Regions from separate parts of the Homo sapiens genome. Here region 2 is linked to region 1. Evidence: chromatin loops called from intact Hi-C (ENCODE). Cell type or tissue: GM12878. All regions are shown on one strand. Each heading gives the region's core, and the rest is flanking DNA. Links, peaks and the distances in the headings are about the cores only.

Region 1 (5,390 bases), core at 115-5,114:
CATTATCTGAGACTTTAGAACATAGTATAAGATAGAAGAAACCTATAGAATAAACAATAGAAAATTGTTAATATGCATAAAAGATGCTTGCTGTGGGTAAAATGGGCAAATAAAAACTGCAAAGAGTATTTTACATAGACTTGTAATTTCAGGGAATAATATGTTCATAGTGGGTGATATCCCATTTCAACACTTAATAAATATTCATGACTTTCTCTTAGAAGGATTTCTTCTAAGTAATTACTGTGGAAGTCAGAAAATAAAGATATTTATCTCTTTTTCAGATTAGGCTTGTCTATATATTTTTCTACTTCTAATATTTAGTTTATTTCATTATGCATAAAGTCATAAAATTATATTAAATTTTTTTCACTGTCATATTTCATAAAATTAAAAAATTTCCCATCGATCCTTATGGTGTGTTTTTGTCATAGAATCCCATACTTTTTTTTTTTTTTTTTGAGATGGAGTCTCCCTCTGTCACCCAGGCTGGTGTGCAGCGGCACCATCTTGGCTCACAGGCTCACTGCAACCTCCGCCTCCCAGGGTCAAGAGATTCTTCTGCCTCAGCCTCCTGAGTAGCTGGGATTACAGGCACCCACCACCACGCCTGGCTAATTTTTTGTATTTTTAGTAGAAACGGGGTTTCACCATGTTGGTCAGGCTGGTCTTCAACTCCTGACCTCAAGTGATTGGCCCACCTCGGCCTCCCAAAGTGCTGGGATTACAGGCAGGAACCACTGCGCCTGGTCCCATACATGTTTTTAAAGGGTTAGTCCCAAATCTAAAGTTTACTAGTAGTGCCTGTGTTTTCCAGCTAATTCCCACATAATTCTACTTAGAAGGAAACTTTAATTCTGATTAAGTTTGAATTGAGAAACATAAATCTGATGCCTTTCAATGTCCAAGCTTTAAAAAAAAAATCACCACAAAATTTTCAGTAAACTTACTAAATATGACACTTTATAGAAACCATTCCAAATTCTTATAATAGTTTTCGTAGAATCAGGACTAAAATGGGTTTTCAGGTATTTCTTTCCTACCCTTTATCTAAGACTACCTACAAGTGTTATTTACGTGTAATTCCCACCAACTCACATCTCCTTCCTTCATAAAGCATTTCTATTTCATAACTTTTCTATGAAAGGCAGTATAGCACATACAGTGAAATGTGATAGAAAGAAACGGTTCTGGCACAAGATTAGCATGATTTTTGTATTAGTGCCACTACTTAGAGCTGTGATACTGCCAAGTTACCCAACATCGTGGTGTCTCAGTTTCCTTATCTGTAGGATGAAAAAACCACCACCTAGCTAATTAAAATAGGATACTGCTTAGCCTTTGGTGGGTGCTCAGTAAATGGTCACTATCATGATACAAGATGGTCATCAAATACTTCCTATTGTAGTTGAAGGTCAATTTCTCTTTCCACTTTTCCTCAAGATGCAGAATGGCTGGTTTTTTCTTTTACGGTTTCAAAACTTCACTAGTTAGAGATAATACTACTGCTAAATTTTAATCTATTATATTTGCATCACAACTTTTATTATATCAAAGTAATTGATACAGCTATCTATACTTGTCTTTTGTCTAGGATATGCTCTCCAAATCTTGATTCTCTTTAAAAGATAATGGCATACTTCCTAACATATCCAACTTAACAGCATCAATTTTAAATGCTGGACCCTTTAAGTACTTATGCATTATATTTATAAGAACATGTCTATGGCCGGGCTCGGTGGCTCATGCCTATAATTCCAGCACTTTGGGAGGCCAAGGTGGGTGGGTCACTTGAGTCCAGGAGTTCAAGGCAAGTCTGGGTGACATGGTGAAACCCCATGTCTACAAAAAATACAAAAATTAGTTGGGCGTGGTGTAGTGCACCTGCAGTTTCTAACTTCTTTAGGGAAGCTGAGGTGTGAGGAGGATCGCTTGAGCCCAGGAGGCAGAGGCTGCAGTGAGCTGAGATTGCACCACTGCACTGCAACCCGGGTGACAGAGTGAGACCCTGTCTCCAAACGGAAAAAAAAAAAAAAAAAGAACATGTCTTATACACGGGGACTCCTGCTTCACTGTAACTGTCTTTAAAATGTTTAAATTTATGTTTTTCTTTTTAAAATATTCTAAATATTCAGCAAAGAAAAAGAACCAAAATCACAGATTTAAACCTCAAAGTGCCAGCCTATAATAATGAGTAAAAACCGGCATATGAGGGCTGACAAATTTGCTTGAGCAGCAGACTAAGGGATTTCTGGAAAACTCTATATAAAACGTACACGGGTACATGGGTTCTTTGGAATAATTGCTAGGTATGCTTCTGGATAGTGTCAGGGAAAAAAAAAGGGAGAGGATGGTAAGGATACTCACAGCAGACAGGAGAGCCTGAAATGAAAGGTAAATGAATTTGAAAGGATGGTTCCTTCTGGTCCTCCATTTTAGAAAGCAAGCTCCTCTTTACTGTCTCCCTGCACTCACAAACACAGGCCAGCCACAACAGAGCAGCATTTTGCCGTTGCTTCTTTCATCTACTTCAATCATCTCCCCCCACCCCCAACTTCATTTTGCCTACTTCAATCATCTACACTGCCTTCTTGCTAATTATATAACCACTGCTTTTTTTTTCACCTGTTTATTAACTTTTCTTCTTTTCTGTATCTTCTCTAGTCAATTGACCTTCCTCTTTTCTGTTCGCTGCTTCCTAGAGTTTTTGTTTTTTCTCTTTTGTGTTATTTTGTATTTCTTTGCATTGCCTTTTATATTATTCTAAATCTCCTTTTTATTCCCCTGCCCAATATTGTTCTTTACCTACAGAAACAATGTTGGTACTTCAGGTACACACCACTTACATATTTTAAAATGTGTATGCTAAATAACCTTCCACACTGGTAGTAACGCTGGCCTCATTACCGCTGGGAAAAAAGTCAGTTTTTTCCACTACCATATTCCCTATTTATTCCTCTTTTAAATCTTTCTTCTCCTTCTCTGGACTACACTGAATTGCCATCATAGAATTCTAATACAGTTTCTAGTACTCTGATGTGGCAGATCCTAGGAGGATAAAAAGCTAACTGAAGAGTGGTAGAAAGTGTTAGGATAGGCAAAAAATGGAATTTGGTTTTAATATTGCCATAACCGTTAACTGACAAGTGAAAATCTCATACATGGAGGGTTCCACCAGCTTACTACTGACAGTAGAGGATAGGAGCCTATCAAAATTGATCTTACAAACTAACCTGGGTTTAAAATTATGTTCCTGTTTGGGCCCTGTCCTTCTCTAATGCCTTTTTCAGCTAACTGAAAAGAGGAACCGTATGGTTTCCTTATTTTAAGCAAAGTCACAAAAGAGGAAACATTTTTGGCTAAAGACAATTCATGGCTTATATTTTCTGATGCTTTGCATAGCATTAAAACAGATTTTTAAAATGAAGTTCTGAAGAGAATAACATTTTCTAAAGAAGTCCCCCCGCCTTTTTTTGTAATCTATAAGAATAATGGGTAGGAACTGCATGGATGATGACCATCCAGAGATTATTCAAATCCCTATATCTATGCCAAAAGTGTTCAAATTTTCCCTTTTAAATCTTTTGCAAAATGGATAAAAAGCAGAATTTATTAACTCAGATTTCACTGCCTCTGCTTATTTTCTGGTAGAAGTACTAGTAAAAAGCAAAAACTAAAATGGAAAGGAATCAAGAAGCCCAATACAGGTTAAATGTTTACTGTGCTCCTAATATATAAGGCATTAACTACAAAGAAATCAAAATATAAAAACATGAGGCAATAAAGGGTAGCAGAAAGAATGTATGCTTTGGAATCAGGTGGCCCTGGGTACAAACTCCCAATCTGTCACTTCGAGTGGTATAACATCAGGCAAACTGCTTAACTCATTTGACACTGTCTCTTTATCTGTAAATAAGGGATCCCTTTACCTTCCTTATAAAGTCATTTGAAGGTTCTGTGAAATAAAGTATGCAAAACTGGGATAGTACAACACATAATATGCTCTAGATAAGTATTTTTCTTTCTCCTTTCTGCCTTCTTCAAGGTTCTTTATAATCTTGTTCAAGGAAGTAGGTATAGGAAAATGTGAAAAGTAAACACAATTACTTAAGAGAATAGAAGTGTGAGTGAGATACATACATGAATTATGTAAGGAACCATAAAAACAATAAATGAGAGCTAGGGGGAATTCAGTAAATGACTGATCTGTTTGGGCTGTAGTCAGTCACAGAGAACTTGGGTTAAGAAGGGGAATTTAAACTGAGGTCTGAAAGATGAGGACAGATTCAGATATGCAGCCAGAAAGGGGAAGAGGCTAGGTCTGGAAGAAAAATAAAAAAAAAAGAACACCCTTGAGAAGGGTAAAAAACAGCATAGAAGTGTCTGTTTAGCAGGGAAAAATCGTGTGTTTAGAAAGTATGCAAGGTGGGAAAGGGATGCATTTGGCTGGATAAGAAGTTTCAGTCATGATACGTGAATCTGGACTGGTTAACTCAAGCCAGAAGGAAGAAAACTCAATTTAGAAGTTTTATCTTAACAGGCCAGGCGTGGTGGCTCATGCCTGTAATCCCAGCATTTTGGGAGGCTGAGGCGGACAGATCACTTGAGGTCAGGAGTTCGAGACCGGTCTGGACAACATGGTGAAACCCTGTCTCTACTAAAAATACAAAAATTAGCCAGGTGTGGTAGTGTATGCCTACTGTAGTCCCAGCTACTCGGGAGGATGAGGCACAAGAATCGCTTGAACCCAGGATGTAGAGGTTGCAGCGAGACAAGATCATGCCACTGCACTCCAGCCTGGGTGACAGAACGACTCTGTCTCCAAAAAAAAAAAGAAAAAGGAAGTTTTATCTTAACAGAAATTAAACCCTCAAGCAAGGCAGTAGTAACCTGATCATGCACACTTTTAAGATTAATTCAGCAGTGTGCAGGAGAGTTCAAAGGAGAACTGTTTTAAAATTCAGGCTTGAATTATTCGTATAGGGAAAAAAATCACATATCTTTTCTTCTACTAAAACAGGGCCATTTATCATCACTGTGTACCAAGTGGTAGAGGAGTAAGCAATGATATGCTGTTTAGATATGCTGAAAAGGTAATTTGTAAAACCTTTATTGCACCTTCCAACAGAACATCAAATCTCTCTAAATATAGGCTTATGAGTCAGAAGAACTATAGTTTCTAATCATGTATACCAATATCTAACACCCTAAGATTTTCTATTCCCTAATGTTAAGAGATAACCAAATAGTTGCCATTGTGTTTGATGATGTGCAAAACAAGTATATTATACCAAAAGTTGCAAATTGTCTCAGTAGAACTCTTCACTTTAGAGGAAAGGCAATTGAGAACAGGAAAGGTTAAGCAACTAGTTCTCATGGTTAGACAGGTA
Region 2 (5,390 bases), core at 216-5,215, 60 kb after region 1:
GATATCCAATGCAACAAATGCCCACAAATTGCCTTTGGGATAAATCAAACCAAAGGAACACAGAGAATGTTTCAATGTAACTTAATTCCAGGGTTAATTGAAATGAAAGCTATTTTGTGCCAGAATTAGTAGAATGATTTTACAGTGAAGGTCAAATAGGCTGAAGTGAAGATATTCTTAACAAACAGCAAAAGATTTTTGTTTTGCTTTGAAAGAAACAGCTAATAAAAAGTTCTCCAAACTTACTGATTTTTTGTTTTCCTTTTTTTCTTTTACTGTAGCTTTATTCAGTAGGGAGTGGCAAGTTGCCTACAGAACAGAGATGAGCACAAACAAGTCACAGCACCGACTACATACAGCAACAAAAACAATGTTGGCTTGTACATAAAATTACACCATAAAATGTAACACAAATGGAATCAACAAAAAATTAGAAATCAACTGAATTTTGAGGAATGAATTTTAATTCTGGGTTTTAATTTTTATTACATTTTTAAGCCAAGCACTAAAACAGCAAGAAATGTTGAGACCCAATCATGTCTACTATTTCTGGCTATGAATCACAGAAAAACTCTCTCCAAGTGAATTTGAGGATATTAAATATTTACATTTTGGTTAATTCCTAGCTTTTGAGAAATGTAATATAAAATATTCATTACAAGTAGATCACACACTAAAAACATTTGTGTCTACATAATTTTTTCTTGGTATGTAAAATTCTTCTCTGTGTATCCTTCAATTGACTTTAAGTTCTTTTTCCAACACCTGGCATTTAATTATGATCCTACTGAATAAAGAAATAAAAATTATATGGATAAATATAAAAATTCACTTTAGAAATTCTGAATTAAAGACCTCTCTCTCTAAAAAAGATTACTCTTAACATTTCACATATTTTTCAATGTTTGCAGGCTACTTCCTGAAATGGTTCTAATCAGAGGAGGTTAAAAGCTCTGCAACATTTGGGAGAAGAAGGTTATCAGCTCAACTAGTAAGAAGCATTAATATTATTAAAGTGAAGAAACTGCAGAGAAAATTACAGAACAAAACTGTAGGCCTGCTTAAAACTTTTCACATATTACAGTTGACCATTTATCAAAATATCTTAAAAAAAAAAAAAAAAAAAGCCACCTAAAAAACCCCCAAAACTCCAGGCACATATTGGTTTCATCTCTCAGAGCTCTTTCTAGACCAAAGATTTCTTTCAAAATTAAAAGACTCTTGATTGGACTAGCCTAGGCAGAATAATTATTTTAAAAATATTTTTAAAACCATGTTAGAATTATTTAATCCACAAATAGATGGCATCTTATTCTGGGAATTCTGGACATCCAACACCATAACCCATAACTTGGGCTTTAAGTTAGTTAGACATCCATTCATCCACCCACCCATTCATCCATCCAAAGAGTTACTGTGTACCTACAGGTCAAATACCATTCTAGGCATTGGGAAATAGCAGTAAAACAACAAGACACAGCCCCTTAGCTCACAGAGCTTTGTTTCAAACTTTAGACTATATACAAATGTATTAGTAACAGTGGTATATAACTATCATTTATAGCCTTAAAACTGTGTGTAAACTACTTCAGTTTGGAGAAGCAGATTTACTGAAAAAGGGTGAGATTTATTTAGAATCATAAATTAGTTCTTAGAATTCTCTCACCATACGAGAATATCCACTTTGGGAATCATTTTATCTTTATCCTAAAACCATCAGGAGAAGTGAAAACAACACATGAGAAAATGATTTAATTATAAATCTGACACATGTTCACAGTTGGCTATTCTTAAATAACCTTAATCCAGTCAACTAAGGAAGGAAGGTATATAAAGTAATAGAGCTGGTTAACACATGATTTGAAAAGGCTTAAAGGCCAAGATATGAACTCAAAAAAGGAGCTAAAGTCCAGGGAAGTTTATTAGCTAGCAATATACTCACTTCCCTTTCAACATTTCCCCAGTAGGTCCCAAAGGGACTACTATCCCTCCAGGCAGAACACAGAAGAGCAGGAAGGTACCTTTCTGTTACTGCCAAAGGCAAAGGGGCAAGAAAAAGCCAGAAGAGGGAAGATGAATAAAAACAAAAGAGCAAACCAAAAGAAATAAACTAGGTTTGGGAAGCAGACTCAATAAAATACTATCTTGAGACCAAAGCTTTTTTCCTATCTTTCTTTCTAATCAGTAAATGTAACATTCCCTGTTACCAGTTACTAATTAAAAAATAAAGCCTTATTTAATAACAACACAGCATGCTGTCTCTGCTCTTCAACAATGCTTTTACCCAATACTTAAACAATGCACTGATACCACCTTTAATTCATGTTTTTAAAGATAATAATTTTATGTGAAATTTTAACATAATAAACCAGGTTTGTTATTAAAATAATATAGGATATTTTACTGTGAAGTGCTCTAAAAAGCATAACATACTGTTTAATAATCACCACATATAGTGTTTAAAAATCTATTTTCACTATTTTCCTCCTTTCTTAGCTGTGAAAGCTGGCAAGAATCTTGTTTACTTAGGTGGGAGGGATGGGAAATTTATTTCTTCATTAAATATTTCCTAAGTACTAAATAAGTGCTAAGACCTGTTCCTTTTACATTATTAGAATCATGGTCTCAAAACGGTCTCCAACTTTGCTCATGATACAAAAAGATTTTTCTTTTAGGATGACAACCACATGAAGAAATTCTACTACAATCTCCTAGACCATGTAATCATGTAGTCAGTCCCCATTCACTTTTAACCAGCTAAAGTCAAAGCCTCTGTCATTTTAGAAACCCACTTGCTCTCTGAAACCAGTTACTACTAGGCCAACCAAGAAGCTGACCCAGACTATTTTTAATATGTGCTATTTCCTGTCTGCCTAGTTTCATCAATAGAACAATTACTAAATAAAATTTAAAGAGAAACCTGAATACAGCCCAAACTTGAGAAGATATTCACTGTATTAAGTTTCATATTATAACTAAACTACCCTTTAGACTCAGACTTAACTAGTTGAAAAAACTATACAGGATTTTCCTAAGTTTCCTTGAGCCTTTTTGTAAAGGCAGAAAAGTCATGATAAATTAAGAGAGACAAGGTTAAGTATGTTTTATCATCTATGTATACCGTGAAAAGCTTTTTTACAGATAGAACAGATACATCTTTAAAAATAGCAATGGTGAAAAAATTCACATAGAGCAGCCTCAAACAGCTTTTAAAATGGTGATTTCAATGATGCTGTTAACGTCTCTAAGCAACTGAAGCCGTGTGCTAAAAAAGCAAATGGCTGCGATGACTCTGCAAAGAGAGAGACACAAAGACATGGGTTTTGATAACTGTGTATTTCCCTTATATCCACCCCTATCCCAAATTCCAGACCCACTAATGTTTCTTCCAGAATCACAGTTTCCAAAAGGCTAATATGCATTTGCAGGACCTCCCTTGGAATAAATAATTCCTAAAACTGCAATGTGCAATTCAAAAACACAGTAGAAGACATAAAAGAACATAGACCGAATTCCCTAAAAAAGAAGGCCATGACTATGGCTATTTTCTGAGTTCAGACGCATTACTTGCAGTGCTAGTGTTAGAAGGTCTAATAATTTGGTCTGAATGATGATGCAGTATCTCTTTTAAGAAATATGCTACATAAAGTAAACAGAACAATCAGTCTATCCTGGGAAAACCTGACACAAACTAATTATACATTAATGAAGAAACCAAAATCACAGATGATCAAGCAATTCACAATGCAAAAAGCAAGGAGGAGACCCGCCTCAACTGTGAAACACCCTGTAAATAATTTAGGTTAATAGATGACAACAACAAAAATCCATAATATGTTCATTTCAGCCACATCCATCATACCCAATGGATTCACTGCATTTTAAACTTGCTCCCAATGCAAGTAAAATTTAGTATTTTAAAGTATTCTCTTACTTCAAACTGTTGCCTAAGTAATATTTAAGTTTTTTTCAAAGACAATTCCAACAATTCTCAATGTATTATTCATCCAAACTGACTCAGTATTATAGTTAACCACACACCATCAGCAGCTAGATCCTTCTTTGATAAAGCATTCTTCATAATTTAACTTTAGATTAATAATGGTAATCTCTAACTGTAAGCATACCTGGTATAAACAGTGGCACACACTTCGAAGTTGAGGGGGGAATTCTGAGGAGGAACTGATGATGGCATGGAAGAACTTTTCAGTCATCTGAAGGAGGTTCCGCTGGTTTTCCTCAAGGCTCTCTGATGGTTCTAACCTACAAAAAAATAAAAATAAAATCCTAACACTTTTGTTTAAAACAAATAACAAAAATCACTCCTTAAAAGAGACTCTTATACAGACATTAAGCCAAGTGCAACGTGTAGACTTCATTGGAATCTTTAAACAACCAACTATAAAAAAAAAAAAGACAACTTTGACAGGGCTGGATGGCTTACGCCTGCAATCCCAGTACTTTGGGAGGCCAAGGCTGACAGATCATTTGAGGTCAGGAGTTCAAGACCAGCCTGGCCAACATGGTGAAACCCCATCTCTACTAAAAATACAAAAATTAGTCAGGTGCCTGTAATCCCAGCTACTCAGGAGGCTGAGGCAGGAGAATCACTTGAACCTGGGAGGTGGAGGCTGCAGTGAGCCAAGACTGCACCACTGCACTCCAGCTTGGATGAAAGGGCAAGACTGAATCTCAAAAATAAAAATAAAAAAAAAGACAACTTTGAGATAACTGAAAAAAATTTAACAGAAAACTAGTCTTAGATATATTATTCAGGATTATTAACTTTAATTTGTGTGGAAATACTCAGGCTGCACATGCACGTGTATGTGTGTTTAAGTCTGTATATGTTAGAAACATGATCTCTGAGATATGCTTTAAAATACCCAAGCAACAAAAGGGGGAGAGAGGGGACAGATAAAACAAGAATATCATGTATTTTTCCAATTCACAATCCTCTATGTGTATATGCCCATATGAAAAAATTAACACACACATATGAATGATGCAGGTGTTTTTTTTTTTTGGTGGGGGGTGGGGGCGGGGGATGGAGTTTCACTCTCGTTGCCCAGGCTGGAGTGTGATGGCGCAATCTCAGTTCACTGCAACCTCCGCCTCCCGGGTTCAAGTGATTCTCCTGCCTCAGCCTCCCAAGTAGTTAGGATTACAGGCATGGGCCACCACGCCCGGCTAATTTTATATTTTTAGTAGAGACAGGGTTTCACCATGTTGGTCAGGCTGGTCTCAAACTCCCGACTTCAAGTGACCCACCTGCCTCGGCCTCCTAAAGTGCTGGGATTACAGGCATAAGCCACCACGCCCGGCTGAATGATGTAGGTCTTTACTTTTTTCATCAATAGTAACAAAAGGCAACTTTCATCTTTCACTCT

The links. Hi-C counts contacts between places; a loop is a spot of excess contacts. Peaks named below come from ENCODE experiments on the same cell type or tissue, not always from the same donor. Only the 100,000 strongest peaks of a DNase experiment are listed, where the experiment ranks them.
Region 2: a loop joins it to region 1, with 8 times the contacts of the local background. A loop is called at or near these places in 13 of 110 quality-filtered maps.

The regions. Positions count from the first base shown.
Region 1 is chr17:31,307,590-31,312,979 of GRCh38, reverse strand. The region is part of intron 36 of NF1 (neurofibromin 1); the gene reads right to left. All of the region lies in intron 1 of EVI2B (ecotropic viral integration site 2B), which reads left to right. Among named protein-coding and RNA genes, the nearest start is that of EVI2B, 3.8 kb to the left of the region's middle. RefSeq lists an enhancer at 1,699-1,778. In GM12878, for the core only: a CTCF peak has its summit at 494; DNase peaks (open chromatin) are centred at 3,230 and 4,232; H3K4me3 peaks cover 4,688 bases; H3K27ac peaks cover 5,000 bases.
Region 2 is chr17:31,247,857-31,253,246 of GRCh38, reverse strand. It overlaps NF1 (neurofibromin 1), which reads right to left. Exons shown (of 58, transcript NM_001042492.3): 30 at 4,128-4,263; 31 at 247-309. Among named protein-coding and RNA genes, the nearest start is that of OMG, 47 kb to the left of the region's middle. In GM12878, for the core only: no CTCF peak of the experiment used is centred there; DNase peaks (open chromatin) are centred at 1,978 and 2,776; H3K27ac peaks cover 2,990 bases.